2 separate regions of the Homo sapiens genome follow, and region 1 is linked to region 2. The links are chromatin loops, found by intact Hi-C in ENCODE. Cell type or tissue: mammary epithelial cell. All regions are shown on one strand. Links, peaks and the distances in the headings refer to the core of each region. The heading gives the core; the rest is flanking DNA. Region 1 overlaps UNC5C (unc-5 netrin receptor C). Region 2 has its middle 190 kb from the start of PDHA2.

Region 1 (8,353 bases), core at 126-8,125, 520 kb after region 2:
ATTCAGACTATAGGGCTGTGCAGATTCAATTCTTTCAGTATTACCTACTAAGTGTTTAAATTTGGGCAAACCCTTAACATTCTGAGCCTCAGTTTGTCCATCTGTGAAACAGAGGCAGTAACACCTTACCCAAAGACTCTAGCAATTATTTGAGAAGATACATGTGAAAGCAGCATGTACTATAATTAAGAAATAAATTACAATTATTAAATTAATTACATATATACTACTAGAAGCATATATTGTATAAGAAGTGAGATATTCTTGATGCTATTTCTAATCATTGTTAGCTTTCCATGTTACATATATAAAGTATGTGTAAAACAGTTGATTAATTTCCTGTCATTTAAGTGTTATAAATAATATAGTCCTTTGCAAATTAGATATATTTAAGATCTTTCATTATGGAGATGGAGAAATATCAAGGAATATATCACCATTTAAATATCTCCTCATTTAGGGCCAGGCATGGTGGCTCATGGCTGTAATCCCAGCACTTTGGGAGGCTGAGGCAGGTGGATCACAAGGTCAGGAGTTCAAGACCAGTCTGGCCAACATGGTGAAACCCCGTCTCTACCAAAAATACAAAAAATTAGCCAGGCATGGTGGCACCCACCTATAATCCCAGCTACTTGGGAGGCTGAGGCAGGAGAATGGCTTGAACCCAGGAGGCAGAGGTTGCAGTGAGCCAAGATCTCGCCATTGCACACCAGCCTGGATGACAGAGCAAGACTCCATCTCAAGGAAAAATATATATATATGTGTATATATGTATATATATATATAAAATAAATAAATAAATATATTTATATTGCTGCTCTTATAGAACACACAGGCTAATGTAAGAGATAAACACTAAAGAGATATATAGAAAGGAATTTAATTGTAATTGTGATAAGTACCTTGAAGGAAAGATACAGTAAATTATAGAAGTATATAATAACTGGTGGAGATTGCCAAAGAAGGCGTCTCAGAGATGATTTAACCTCTAAGAGAGTTCAAAGAATTAAGGCCAATAGAACTATAAAATTTTGTAAATTGGTCAAAGCATACCAAGTTCACCCACATCTCTGAAATATCTGAACTTACTTTATATTTATACCTAATTAAGGAGCCTAGATTATTTCTGGTCTTCCCTTAATTTATATGCACAAACTGAATATAGACATTTAAATATAAATACAAATTTTGTTACTATTCCTTAACCAGTCAAGCTTATCTATAACAGATTTGATACTGGGTTGTTATTTACTATTGACAATTTTTGAACAATTATCTTGTATGAACATGTTCTGTGGAATGAGACGATGGAAAAATGAGGAAAATGTTACTGTGGAAATGACAACACTGGTTATTCTCAGAAAGCTTCTTTGAGAAACAGGGAGTTTATTTATGGCTAATTTAGCGAATTTGATATTGATTCTGAAGTATACCATCTGCCCAGATCATGGGGTAGCACATATTTTATATAACCCCAAATTATTCAAGTGATGGGCTTTAAAGTTTAAAAGAAAGTTAGGTTAAGCAATTTATGAGCTCTAAAATTAAAATCTATGTATTCGCAAAACAAATGAATTTCCCAAATAAGTTAGACATACATTTAAGAGACTTGTCATGATGGTTGACAATACATGAGCGTCCAAGAAAAATATATCGAAGTTTGAATATTTCAAACTCCCAGAATATTCAAAAGGCTTTTGCCAGCCTGCTCTAAAGCTGTTGCGTTAATGCCTGCCCCTCCTTCACCTGTTTCTCTCTTAAATTTGATGTGATCTATCTATGTATGTCTATATATTCAGCAATACAAATAAAATAATTGAAATTTACATTTTAATGTGTTGTCTTCATGTGTCTTGATAATATATATTAAGCTTGAATTTTGTGAGGAAATTAATATGATTTACTAAGAAAATTTCAGCAAAATTTGTCTATTAATGAGGGGAAAGGAAAAGTAGAGGTCATACTTAATAATGCTGACAGATCTTTATGTTTCTAAAAGATTTCAGTCTACATCAGTGGAAGCAATGTATATTAGAATGTATTTGTTTATCCAACCATTACCTTCTTATCACATTAGGAATGAAGGCACCACTTAGCACACTGGGCTGGTGTGCGCCTGGCATTCTGAACCTTAATCTGACTAATGCTCCCATTGCAAGATGTAAATAGATTACAAAGAAAAATTCAATATTTTCTCCCTTCTCCCACCAGAGCAGCCCACATTAGTTGTTTCCTGCCATATAATTGCATTACATGCCGGGATGTAATCCATGGTTAATGGCAGTCACAGTCAACTGTCACTTTGCTTTTAGCCTCGGTCATTCAGTATGATTTACATATTTAGCAACCATGACGAGACCTAGATTTGTCAAACCACTTGTGGAGGTTGTGATGCTAACTGCTACCAAGAAAATTTTTGTTGTTGTTGTTGAAGGACATCTTTGCAGGCGGTAATGCACGTAGATGCAGAGCATCTGTAATGTAAATTAATTAATTTATCAAGTATTTTTGTGTCCTTAAAAATATTTACTACATTACTGGATTAATACTTCTGATTAATAATTTTCATTACCTGGAAATTAATTTTTGTTTTAGTTTCTTATCAATTAAACAAACTTTTAAAAATAAAAAAATTACTTTTGCTTAGTAGTAACAAACATATAAACTTGTCTCCATAAACCTGGCATAAAAATGTTGAAAATCTAATTTATCACAGCTATTAACAAAACATATAATTGCATATAATAAATCTTTGAACCCCATTGAAATGTCAGAGATGGTAAATTTTAGGAGATTTTGTTATGTAAAATTGATATCAATTTAAATGCACTTAAGTCATTTAGTTATTCATATGAAACTCTCCTCCCTGGGGTAACTTGAATGCCCAAAGATTGGCAGAATGAAAGGTGAAGGCCTCTCATTGCTTTATTTTATACATGAACTCTCTTTTCAGAACCATGCCTGGTTTCCCATAACACATCGTTCTGGGAGAAGAGGGTTAAACAATTATTAGCTGTGAGTGAGGAATTCTTATTGTTTGGTTGAAAATAGTCCATCCAGTTTCTTTGTAAAAATCCCGATGATCTGTAAGCCTAAGAATAATTGCCTTACTCCAATCCACTTCTCATACCTTCATCAGAGTGGTGTGCCTGTGTGTATGAATATGTATGTAAAATACAAAAGTAATGATTTTTTACTTTATTTTTGCACAATTTTCGTGTGTTCCCTCATCAAGTTCCAGCTTGAACCTTTAAATGTTTCCTATCGCCAACTTAAAGGAAATCACAGTTCCCTGTAGGAATGGGGCATGCCAGGTCCTCCACCTTCTCGCTCCTGCCTCCTGCCTCCTTCTCCAGACCCATTTTCATTTCCATATTCCACTTACAGTGCCATGTTCTCCCAGCACTTGGTGCCCAGTGTCTGATATGCTACTTCCTTCGCATCTAACAAGTAGTCACATACCCTTCAAGTTTCTGCCAAAACAAGATGATCTGAACAAAGCAACCTTCTTCCCTTGAATCTTCTTCCAGACAATACCCAGAATGTAGCCCCTTCCCCAACTTCCTCAGAAGAAAACTTCCACCTCTTCATTTCCACAGTAATTGGTACATATTTAAATTTGTATTGATTTTTTTTTCCATTGCATTGGTCTGAATGTCGACATCTTTCTCCCACATGTACGAGAAAACCCTTCAAGGGAAGGGAGTGTTGATCAGCTTTATCTCCTATGCATCTAGCAGGGGACCTAGCTAAAATGAAAGCTGCGTTGAGAGCAGATCTGGTTACTGTTGTATCCATGAAACCTAAATAGAGGTTATGCAAGTATCTGCTGAAGGAATGAATCAGTGTACCTACTAAGTGAAGAGATGTGGATTGTGTTCTGGTGGTTCAACATTTCTCTATCAATTTCTGTATCTTGGTGTTCATTGTTTTCCTCCATGTAATTTAATTATGTTGGACATTTAACACTTTTAATACTAATGGCATGTGGAGGAGAGGCAGCTTCCATTTTTCCTAATAATTCAGCAGAGCATTTCTATTATGTCTAGCCTGCCATAAAAATGTTGACGTCAGAAAACACTTTGATCCTGATATTAACACTTTGATCCTGATATTAACCCGATATTAACAAAAGCAATCTTTTGTTAAAGAACCCCCCGACAAATACAATTAAAAATATGCAAGTGTTGCTAAACTCTCCTTTGTGGTGCTTAGGTTTGTCTTCTGCCCTGATATTATTAGCTTCTGCTAATTTGACAAGGTCAGCAGTGGCACTATCTGCCTTGCCATTATCAAAGGTTGTAAGGCATTTCTCTTGGATGAATCACAAAATCATTAACTTCTCTATCACTGAAAGAGCTTCCCAGCTATTCTTTCTGTCTTTCTGAATCAATATCCCCAGGGTATCAGTGTCCTTTTATATTCAACAGAAATTATGAAATCATTCCACCCGTTTCTCAGGGCACTAGCTAATGGGGACCTGAAGAAGACTTTAATTGTCTCTGACAACAACTCAACCACTTTTTTCTTCATATGTGGATCCTGTTCTGCCCAGTAAAAGAAGGGACAAACCAAGTTAGGAAAATGCCGAGGCAAATTTCGGACAGTGTTGAAGAATATTCCACAGGCTTTTATTAAACTCCCATTCTATGGAGATTATATAACATTCATTAATGTACTTTATACCAAAAGATGTTCCTTGATTTTCAGTGTCAGAGATGTCCAAGTTACTGTATGACAACTTGCCTGGGAAAGTCTGGTTATTTGATTTTTCTACAGCACACTACCCTTAAGGTAAAAATTTAAAGATAATAAATTCTGAAGGACTAAATAACATTAAAGGAATGTATTAAAACCATTTTCAAATCTATATGCCTATGTGTATATGAAGAGAGAACTAGTACAGAGATATATGTATATGACTTGCTTTAATTCTGTATTCTCAGTGGCTGGTACACAGTGGGCACTGAAAAAATAGTTTTGAATAAAAAATTAAGGAAAAAAAGAATGATTATTAGCTATAGCTAGTGTTTTTAAGGCAGCTATAGTCATTCACGTATTTATAACTGAGAGCAGAGTGTGGCTTGCCCTCTAGTGGTCTGTTTTAGCGAACTTTAATCCTGGCCTTTGAAAGATAAATATTTACTTGATAATAGTAAAGTATTTATAGTAAAATATTTACAAATGGATGGTAAAATAATTTTCATTTTTAATAAACATATGTCTAATAAAGCTTTCTTTTGTCCATTTTAAAATTTTATGGTGAAACATCAAAGAGAATTTGGAAAACTAGAAATAAAAGGACTTTACCTTTTAGAAAAATGAAAATATTTAATATATGACATTGATATTTTAAGCCATATATTATTGTTTTTTAGTTATACTTCCAATTTCTGTGCCTTACGTAAAATACGGAGAGGACTTTAAATTGTTTTTCCTGTCTTCTATTACATGTCAAGTGTTTCACAGATGGAAAACAGAATCTATCTAACAATATTGTAATTATCGACGTGAAACGCAAACGCACTCTTCTTTTGGAATGTTCTAATTATGGCTACTTAGGAAACTACTGACAATTTATATACTAGTGTGGCTGATTAATACTTACCTTTTCATGTTATTTATATTGTTTATATTTGATTACTATTATGCAAATAATTATTTGAATTAAAATGGCCTGCTACTCTAACATCAAATATAATAATATACTGAGAATACAATTAAATGAACATACATAAACACATTTCACGAAATGTATTTTTCTCTCAAGAATTCACTAATTATCTAGTAATTGTGTTCAGTCTAGGTAGTTGCAGTTATTTTTAAATGAATTAATAACAGGGTACACACATTTTAAATAATATTTTAAGCAACAGGCATTTAATCAGTTATGTAAAAGAATGGATGTCAAGCTTCAGATTTTTTATTAAATTTCTTCATCTTATTTGTTGATTTTAGCATCTTTCTTTATTTTAGTTTATGATTTATATAATAGAAATAAAGGTGGAATTTTTCTAGCTACAATTCAGGGCCTAGAAATTAGGAGTTGAGGGCTGAAATATGTGCAAAGGAGCATAGAATTATAGACTAAGATTCTGTGAGGAATCAAAACTTTAGTCTGTATTGCACTATACTCTGACTTACTATCATCAGATATAACATTAATAGTTATATTGAAAAGTATAGGTACAGACTGCAAAAAAATGTATGGTTACTAGAAAAAAACTACAAAAAAATTTTCTCTGGGCTTCAAAGTTTTTAATTGTGATAATAATCGAGAATAAACTTAATCAGATGTTATTAAATATTTTTTATTTTTGGTATTCCACTTATATATGTCAAAATTCCTACTTGTTAGAAAATTAAGCTTTTCACTCAATTCTCCCAGATTTACTTAAACTCATTTTTGAAATTCAGCATTATGTAGGAATGCTACATATCATTTCCATAGGAAATTGTGACTGTAACACCAGTTTCAAAATTAAAATGATTTTCAGTTCTCTTCCTGAATCTAGAATATTCATGTCTAGATTTCTAATAGTTTCTGGAAGAAAGAAGATGTTTACTCCTCCAATAAATTTGGGATACTATATTAAAAATATTCTTTACTGTAGGACATCTCAAGGCCCATTAAAATTAATGTGTAATATTAATCTCCAAGATGGGTTATAACATACAGCTCATTCTCAAGTTATTTGAGGATTCCTTTTTCTAGAAACTTTGACCAATACCAAATGCTGATCTGGTTTTTTCCTTTTTGGGAACAAACTAGACTTGAGTAAGTCACTGAAAAATGAGTAACAGTAAAAATGGAGAGAAACGAAAACACATCAAAGAAAGAGGGACATAATGAGTCACAGCATGAATAAAAACATAATTTCAAAGGGCATTTTTTTTAGTTCAGCCTGTCTGGAGCAGAGAATTCATATTGACAAATACTGTTTATTGAATTTGAGCCAATAACAAGATCAGATTGTACAGAGTCTAATTGCCAGGTTAAGGGATTTAGGCTTTATCATATAATGTACAAGAAGCCATTACAAGTTTTTAATAAAATAGATGATAATGTCCATCATTTATTAAGCACTTGTCTTAGAAGCTTTTCTAAGTGCTTTCCCTGTATTAACTCATTTATTTCTCTCAACAGTCCTTTGGTGTAGGTAGAGAATAACGGAACAAAATGTCAATTAACTTTCCCAGGGTCTATAGCCTAGTGGATGTTGGAGCTGGCATGTGTAGATCCCTAAGCAGTGTAATTCCAGAATTGTTGCCTTTAAACCCTATTCTATGGTATAAAGAGTATCCTGTATAGGGAGATTAATCTGGAACCATATGAAGGATGGATCCAAGAAGCAGAAGACTGGAAGAAAAATTGGTTGGTCAGGAGGCTTTTCCAATAAACCAAGTGTGAGATCCTAAAGTGTTTAATGGGATGCCAAGAGGAATGGAAAGAAAAGGGTGAGGTTTAGAGATTCAAAGAAGGTAACATTGATACTAAACATTTGACTTAATTCATGGCTTCACATTGATCCAGGGAAGTGGAGTTCCCTGTATGCGTTTTAGCTGATGGTAGCATTAACAACAAGATGACAGAGAAATTATGATACCACTGACAAAACTGAGGAACTCATACAGAAGAAACAGTCATAGGGGAAGACGATGAGTCTGAGTTTTGAAGATCTTTAGTTGGAAATGATGTCAGCATACTAGAATTATGTGACTCTATATCGAGAGGAATAAATGGCTATACATAGAGACTTGGAGTCTTCAGCACCAACATGATGGTTGTGATCAGGGGAGGCTACGAATTTTTTCAGGACAAGGATGAGACAGGAAGAGCTGAGGCTAGAGAATGGGTCTTGGGATCCGCTAAGTGCTACAAGTGTGTAGAGGAAGAAAAATCAGAGAGGAAACTAATATTTTAAAAAGGAAATTGTAATGTTGCAGAGCCATGTAGACAAATATCCTTAAAATGATGACATGCAACACTGTAAAAAAGGACAAAAAAGAGAACCAGGAAGAGGGGTGGCAGTTAAACCATCTCATTGGTTTGGACTGTTTAGATGTTGTTAAAAAGAATTCAGTGAGTCATTCCAGAGTTAGCAGCTGTCGTTTATCTATCCTAATTATCTAATGGTGCCTCATTAGCTCATTTTTTCTGGTCAGTTTAAATAGATAAACACTTTCCTTTGTATCTGCTGATTAATTTACTTGGTATGATATTATATTAAAGAAGAATTGAAAATGATTATTCTCCCATCATTTAAAAAAGTATGTTTGATAGTTTCAAATTCATGAGAGTAAAAACTTGGAAAACTGAAGAATGCAACACATTTATCAAATTCCTGGACGT
Region 2 (8,353 bases), core at 101-8,100:
TCTATATATTTATGTATAAATAATAAAGAGATTGACCATTTTTGCTTGTGAATTTAACAAATTATGTCAATCTTCTAGCAAATTTTTATCAAACTGAGAAAAGTAACGCTACTTGTTTAGTGCTGTTTATTATCATTATGCTAACTTTCTGACAATTCTGGAAGGTAATAAACAGAGCACCAATTAAAAAAAAATTTAATTCTAAAATCTCATTATTAATTCCAAAATGTGGTTTGGACAACCAGTGACAATGAAATTTTTCTATGTCCATGTAAAATCATTTAGGTGTGTATAGGTTTGATTTAAATTATTTCCTCCTATTTGTGTATCACTATAAACAGATGTGGAGGATGAGATATAGGATATATTTTAAATGGAAATATTGTATTGCTTTGGGAAAATTCAAGACATTTAGTGCCTGAAGACCTCCAGATCTTGAAATTTAAGAAAATGGGATCCCACAGCAGTAATGGCTGAGCCAGAATCCTCAGTATTCTTGTGGGTGTTCCTGCCCCTACATTGTCAACTTCAATTTCTGCCATGAGAAGCACCTAGGACAGAGTTTGGAGACAGCAAGAAATATGGCAATATTGGCCAGTCTGCTGACTTACTTTAGAAATTTGGCTACTTTTCATGTCTTTCTTTTGAAACGGAGGAAAAAATTTACCTAGAGTTTAAGATCTCTTATTTAGTACAGGAGCTTCCAATTTTTAATAGCATAAACTTAATAATGAAAAATTATAGGCCCCTTACGTTGTAGTAGTTGTTCTCTTAGAATCTACTGATTAAGACAATTCATAATGATATAAAACTCTCTATTAGATCACTATGCACTTAAAGAATATAGATTTTATTAAAATCCATGCATCCATATTCATTATTCATGCTGCATATTTTATTAGAGCTAAATTAAGACCAAACTGACAGTGCTATGTGTACATATGAATTGTTGGATGCTCTTCTTGGAGTACCTGGTACCCCACTGATTCTGAACTCTTCCTCTAGTCCATTCACTTTGCAGTAAGTTATTTTTCTCACTCAGAATTGCTCTGAAACACTTACCCTATTCTCTTCTCACCATAGTCTATACTTAAGCATAGTGATTCTCTTAAATTGTCAGTCTGATCCTGGCATTCCTCTTCTCATAACCTCCTATCTCAGAATAGAAACGATACCATTGCCATGGCCTATAAGATATACATGATGGTGTTTCACCCCTTGGCATCATCACCGAGTGCTCTCTCACTCTCTCACCCAGGTCCAGACACATTCTCCTCATTGCTCTTTCCTGGATAACTGACCTTAACCACTCCCACCACAAAGCTTGAATGGGAAATGACCATTGTCTGGAATATTCTTTCACTTCCTTATGATATGAAACAATATAAAGGTGATTCATCTATAGTTTATTGTCTGAGTTTAGCTATTTTATTGAATGTATTAGACAATGAGAAATATTTTATTGAAGGCTTTACAGGGCAGGGAGGCATACATGTATGTGTTTTTATTCACCACTCTATCTCTCCTGGTTAGAACAGTGTCTGGCACATAGTAAGTACTCAACAAATATTTGTGAATAAATGAATAAATAAATGAATCAGTGAAAAAATGTATAATATGTCTGTCAAAGGTTTTGGAGAGCCTGAAACACTTTGAGGATGTGAAAGGGCATTTTTCTAAAAACATTGATTTTTCTGCTAATTTAAAGTACACTTCTTGATTAAGCATATTTTTAAATCTTTTTTTTAAATCGGGTGGAGAGAAAAGTATTAAAAATACAAAATACAGTTCTTCATTTAAAAATAATAATAATACCTAACATGTATATAGGATTTATTATTTCCAGACACTCTTATAACTGCTTTACACCTGTTTACTCACTTGAACCATAAAAGTATCCTATAGGGTATGAATTGTTATGTAATCTAAATTTTACAAAAAAGGAAACTGAGGTATAGAGAAGCTATATGACTTTCCTAAATTCAGTGAGTGTAAGGGCTAAAGATGAGACTAACATGTGGACAGTCTGGCTTCTGTGTTTTCACTCTTGTATTACTTGGGATTCTCCAGAGAATCAATAGGAGATATAAATATATATTAGAGAAGAGTTATTGTGGGAATTGGCTCACGTGATTATGAAGGCTGGAAATTCCCACAATATACCATGTGCAAGCTGGAGATCCAGGAAAGCCAGTGGTGTACTTTGTTCCTAGTCCAACAGCCTAAAAACTGGAGTGATGGGGTACGGGGGTGGAGGAGGAGCCACTGGTGTAAGTACTGGAGTCCAAAGGCCAGAGAACCAGGAGATCTGATGTCTGAGGGCAGGAGATGAAGGTTCCAGCTCAAGAAGAGAATTTGCCCTTCCTCCATGTTGGAGCCCTCTCATATTGGACGACACCCACCCACATTGGTGAGGAATGATTTTCTTTACTCAGTCTACTGATTTAACTACTAATCTCTTCCATAAACATCATAACTGTTAACCATCATATTGCAACACTGATTATTTAGCTTTTGTTCTCTGTCTCTCTTTCTCCCTCTTTCTTTCCTCTAAGCCCCACTGCATATATTAGGCAAAGGTAAAATGTATTTGAACTACAAGTCTCTGTATACCTGGCTACCTAAAGTACAGTCTGGAAATTGTCATTTTAGTTCAGTTAATATTATATTACATTACAATCCTAAGTCACTCACAAATTTAATTCTAAAACCAAATCTGATGAGAAAGAGAAAAAAAACCTTATATATCAAGCATGGTTCTTCTACAATCAGATTGTTACATTAAAAGTATCAATAATTATCCCTTTTAAATTTCCTATTATAATAGCTTATAACTTTTTAAATATAAGTGAATACATGTGAATGCTCTCATTTGAATGACTATTCCATTTAATTTGATATTTACCTATAGATAAGTGCTATGTTTCCTAATTACTTCTAAATAGGATAAATATTAAAATATATCTGCCATCTATTAAACCAGCCAAAAAGTCTATAAAAAATAAGAATTCAATATTCAATAAAATTAAAATGGAGAGCAAGACTGTTATCTCATTACAAGAGAACACAAAAAGTCAAATTAGCTGGAACTGAGATAAAATCTGAGACAGCACTTAAGATAGGAAGTCTTTATACAATGGTCAAGTTCATCTGAGTCAGAAACTCTTGAATGGTCCATTAACTATGGGCCTTTCTACCCTAATCACTATAGGAAGGTATCCTAGGATATAAGAAAGGAATTTACTTACCTTAACCAAGTCCACAATAAGCAGATGGGCTCCTTATTACACACAACTCACAGAATGGTTACAACCCATAGGGGGCAGCATAATGTTTTAAACTGTACTGAGCCCTCAATAACTATTGTTCCTTATTCTATCCTAAGATGCTATCATTCTGCCATTCTTCATTTTTCAATACACTAACATTTACCTACTCCTATCATGTGAATCATATTTTCCTTTGTATTTTTTTATTTATTCCATCCATAAACCTTGTTTTATTGCAAAGAAAGAAATGTGATGTTCTTTCAGGAACTCATAGCTTAGTTGGGGAGGCTGATATGACTGTTTTTGTGTCTTGGTGATAAATGCAAAAATAAGCACATATACATTTTACAGAGGTAAGGTAGAGGATATGTGGATTGGCCTGTGGAGGTATTATCTGCAAAGATTTTCTAAGCAATGCAATGCCTAAGTTGGAGTGTGAACGTACTTTAAAAAAAAAAATTCCTTAAGTAGGAAGAATAGAAAAACATTCCAGAAAGAAGTAACAAATAGTGTGAAAATTGTGAAAGTGTAAAAGGAATATAATGTATAGGAAACTTGAAAAAACTCAGATTTCCTGAAGTGCAAGTGAAATATAAAGCATTAGACCTGTGGAAAATGGTTATTGGGAGATTAAGTAGTTAAATATAAAAACACTTCAGATGTCATGGTGGTAGGCGATGTCGTCTTCTCCAGCACTCAGAAGGTAAAGACTAGACTTGAATTTTAGAGAGGTCTCTTTGGCAGCAGGATGAATTATGGATGATTTCTCAGTAAGAAAGTAGCAGTGGAAATAGGAAGTAACAGAAAGCATTTGAAGGTAAAAGAGATTTGCTAAATAGTTAGCTATTGGGTAGGAAGGATTTATATAAGATGGTTCTCAATTTTCTTGTATGTGAATTGGAATGAATCTACATTATTGTTTACTAAGACAGTGAATATGAGATAAAATAGTTGGGAGAAAAAAGAGATTTTCTTATTTTAGACATTTTATTTTATTTTATTTTATTTTATTATTATTATACTTTAACTTTTAGGGTATATGTACACAACGTGCAGGTTTGTTGCATATGTATACATGTACCATGTTGGTGTGCTGCACCCATTAACTCGTCATTTAGCATTAGGTATATCTCCTAATGCTATCCCTCCCCCTTCTCCCCACCCCACAACAGGCCCTGGTGTATGATGTTCCCCTTCCTGTGTCCCTGTGTTCTCATTGTTCAATTCCCACCTATGAGTGAGAATATGCGGTGTTTGGTTTTTTGTCCTTGCGATAGTTTGCTGAGAATGATGGTTTCCAGTTTCATCCATGTCCCTACAAAGGACATGAACTCATCATTTTTTATAGCTGCATAGTATTCCATGGTGTATATGTGCCACATTTTCTTAATCCAGTCTATCATTGTTGGACATTTGGGTTGGTTCCAAATCTTTGCTATTGTGAATAGTGCCGCTATAAACACACGTGTGCATGTGTCTTTATAGCAGCATGATTTATAATCCTTTGGGCATATACCCAGTAATGGGATGGCTGGGTCAAATGGTATTTCTAGTTCTAGATCTCTGAGGAATCGCCACACCAACTTCCACAATGGTTGAACTAGTTTACAGTCCCACCAACAGTGTGAAACTGTTCCTATTTCTCCACATCCTCTCCAGCACCTGTTGTTTCCTGACTTTTTAATGATCGACATTCTAACTGGTGTGAGATGGTATCTCATTGTGGTTTTGATTTGCATTTCTCTGATGGCCAGTGATGATGAGCATTTTTTCATGTGTTTTTTGGCTACATAAATGTCTTCTTTTGAGAAGTGTCTGTTCATATCCTTTGCCCACTTTTTGATGGGGTTGTTTGTTTTTTTCTTGTAAATTTGTTTGAGTTCATTGTAGATTCTGGATATTAGCCCTTTGTCAGATGAGTAGGTTGCGAAAATTTTCTCCCATTCTGTAGGTTGCCTGTTCACTCTGATGGTAGTTTCTTTTGCTGTGCAGAAGCTCTTTAGTTTAATTAGATCCCATTTGTCAATTCTGGCTTTTGTTGCCATTGCTTTTTGTGTTTTAGACATGAAGTCCTTGCCCATGCCTATGTCCTGAATGGTATTGCCTAGGTTTTCTTCTAGGGTTTTTATGGTTTTAGGTCTAACACGTAAGTCTTTAATCCATCTTGAATTACTGTTTGTATAAGGTGTAAGGAAGGGATTGAGTTTCAGCTTTCTACATATGGCTAGCCAGTTTTCCCAGCACCATTTATTAAACAGGGAATCCTTTCCCCATTTCTTGTTTTTGTCAGGTTTGTCAAAGATCAGATAGTTGTAGCTATGTGGCATTATTTCTGAGGGCTCTGTTCTGTTCCATTGGTCTATATCTCTGTTTTGGTACCAGTACCATGCTGTTTTGGTTACTGTAGCCTTGTAGTATAGTTTGAAGGCAGGTAGTGTGATGCCTCCAGCTTTGTTCTTTTGGCTTAGAATTGACTTGGTGATGCGGGCTCTTTTTTGGTTCCATATGAACTTTAAAGTAATATTATCCAATTCTGTGAAGAAAGTCATTGGTAGCTTGATGGGGATGGTATTGAATCTATAAATTACCTTGGGCAGTATATTTTAAATGTGTAGGCCATCCGTGTTAAAATCTATTTGGATATTAAGCTTATGTATTTTTGTTTTAAAAACCTTAATTTCCAGGGTAAATGAATAATTAAAGCTAAAGAGTTTTAAGTCTTGAAAGTAACATTACATTTATGTAGGAATTTTAAATATAAAAAGTTCTTGTTTGCTTTTTCTCAGAATTGTTATTGCTTAATAATGATTATAATGCAGCCATAGAAAAGAATGAGTTCATGTCCTTCGCAGGGACATGGAGGAAGCTGGACACCATCATTTTCAGCAAACTAACACAGGAACAAAAAACCAAACACCGCATGTTCTAATTCATAAGTGGGAGTTGAACAATGGGGACGCATGGACACAGGGAGAGGAACATCCCACACAGGGGCCTGTCGGGGGATGGGGGGCAAAGGAAGGGAGAGCATTAGGACAAATACCTAATGCAAGCAGGGCTTAAAACCTAGATGACAGCTTGATGGGTACAGCAAACCACCATGGCACATGTATACCTATGTAACAAACATGCACGTTCAGCACATGTATCCCAGAACTTAAAATAAAATTAATAATAGCAATAATGATTATAAGTATGTAGCTATGAAATAGAAACCCTGTGCAACCGGCTTTTAGAGACATTTAACTTTGCAAAATCTTTTTTTCCTGTCGCTCTAGGACCAGGATGAATAGCACAGTTTCTCTTAGGTTCTTCACCTTTGTTCATGATTATCATAAAAAACGAAGTCTCTCAAATAACTCAGCTGAATGTCAGCACAAAAGCATTTTTATTTTTAGGAAAAGTGCTAGTTTCTAACCTTGTGACAACAATTTTAAAAAGTGAAGTAACCTGTAGGCTTTTCTGGATACCTAATTTATCCATCTGAATAGCTATATAATAGCAATGCTTGAACAGAGCTGAAATCTGGAAGGGAAGTATGGATTTGGGATATGGATTAGGGTGGGATCAGATTCACAAAACGTTTTGCAAGTAGAAGGAGGGAATAATGTATATTGAATTAGGCAAAGGCAAGTCAGCAAGAAAAAAGCAGGAGCATGACGAGAAAAGCCCAGAATAATAACGTGACGGTATTATTACATGTTTCTTAAAGAAATAAGAAAATGACAAAAAGTACAAAAGCTAATTCAAAAGTCTTTATACTTTGACAAAAAGTACAAAAGACACACTATGTGTGTCTCTGGGTTTTATGAATATCTACATTGTTTATGAATAAAATAAGAAAATTCTTTGCTTTCATTGAACCCTTTTGGTGTGACCTGCTATTCTTTCATAAGTTTGGGTTCAGTTTTCTTTTGTATTTTAGTATTCCTCTTCCCTATGGATGTATGATTCCGAATTTGATATGTGGAAGAAAGAATCACGCAGATGTCTAGAATTCTTATCTCTTCTCCCAGTAGGTTTGTTTTTAATTCACTCTCCCACACTTGTACTTCTAACCTCCTTAATAAAAATGAAATCCCTTTTTATTCATTAGCATTTTAATAGAAAAAGAAGACTACAATAATAGTATAGTCTATGTCCATATGCTATGTTAAATAGGACAGAGCATTCCATAATTCCCAGAAGAAAAGTTTCATGCAGACTAAATACAGCATTTTGATTGTATCAGCACTGGATATGATACTACTTTCTATCCACAAAGCAATTATGGTTAAGACACCTAAATTTCTAAAATTAACATGTGATTATTTTCCCTATGTTGTAAGACTATATGGCATTTCCAAAATTCTTTGAACTATTATGAGGCATAATTGAAATATAACTATTTTAGATCTAATGAAATCTTAAAGTAAAACAGCCATTGCAGTTCTCCCTCAGGCTATACAGGGCTGTGTCAGCCAACCCAACAACGCTCCAAATGTATTACCTTGGAAAAGCTAATATATTAACGTGTTTCAAAATCTGTCTTTCTCTTTGAAAAGCATATGTATGGAAAGCTTCTTGTCAAACACATTGTAGTTTACAATGGCCATCATGAGTCAAATAAATTGTTCAACTATGATCCATTCAATGATCCTCTAAGTACAAGATTGTGACACATGTACTCTGTTGGCTTGGGGATGGAGGTATCATCAAGGAAAAAATATGTAAAGGACTAATAAATAATTTGCCATAATGTGTAGACTTTCTTAATATAAAATAGATAAGTAAATAGAAAAAAGCAAAACCTAGGTCTACCGGACTATTTTTATTTGATATTTTAATTTATTCTTTTAAAGCATGTTTGGGATTACAATAGTTTTCAGTTTCTTGTCAATTCGATAGCTGCCTTATGATTAATATTTGAAGCAGCCAGGCATGTATTCCCAATTTAGAAATAGTGCTACCTCTCCAGCTTTGAAATATCATCATCTTACATGTCCAGTGGGCCTCTATGAAAAGGCTTTACAAAAATGAAGGATTTAACACAGATCTGCATGAGAAGAACAAGCATCTCATTACCTTAGACCTTTTTGCTTTCA

Evidence for each region. Peaks named below come from ENCODE experiments on the same cell type or tissue, not always from the same donor. Only the 100,000 strongest peaks of a DNase experiment are listed, where the experiment ranks them.
Region 1: it touches region 2 in a loop (14-fold over the local background); 6 of 110 quality-filtered maps call a loop at or near these places.

Annotation. Positions count from the first base shown.
Region 1 is chr4:95,507,079-95,515,431 of GRCh38, reverse strand. The region is part of intron 1 of UNC5C (unc-5 netrin receptor C); the gene reads left to right. Among named protein-coding and RNA genes, the nearest start is that of UNC5C, 38 kb to the left of the region's middle. In mammary epithelial cell, for the core only: a CTCF peak has its summit at 5,078 (motif pointing left); no DNase peak of the experiment used is centred there; H3K27ac peaks cover 585 bases.
Region 2 is chr4:96,030,864-96,039,216 of GRCh38, reverse strand. No RefSeq gene overlaps it. Among named protein-coding and RNA genes, the nearest start is that of PDHA2, 190 kb to the right of the region's middle. In mammary epithelial cell, for the core only: a CTCF peak has its summit at 3,312 (motif pointing right); no DNase peak of the experiment used is centred there.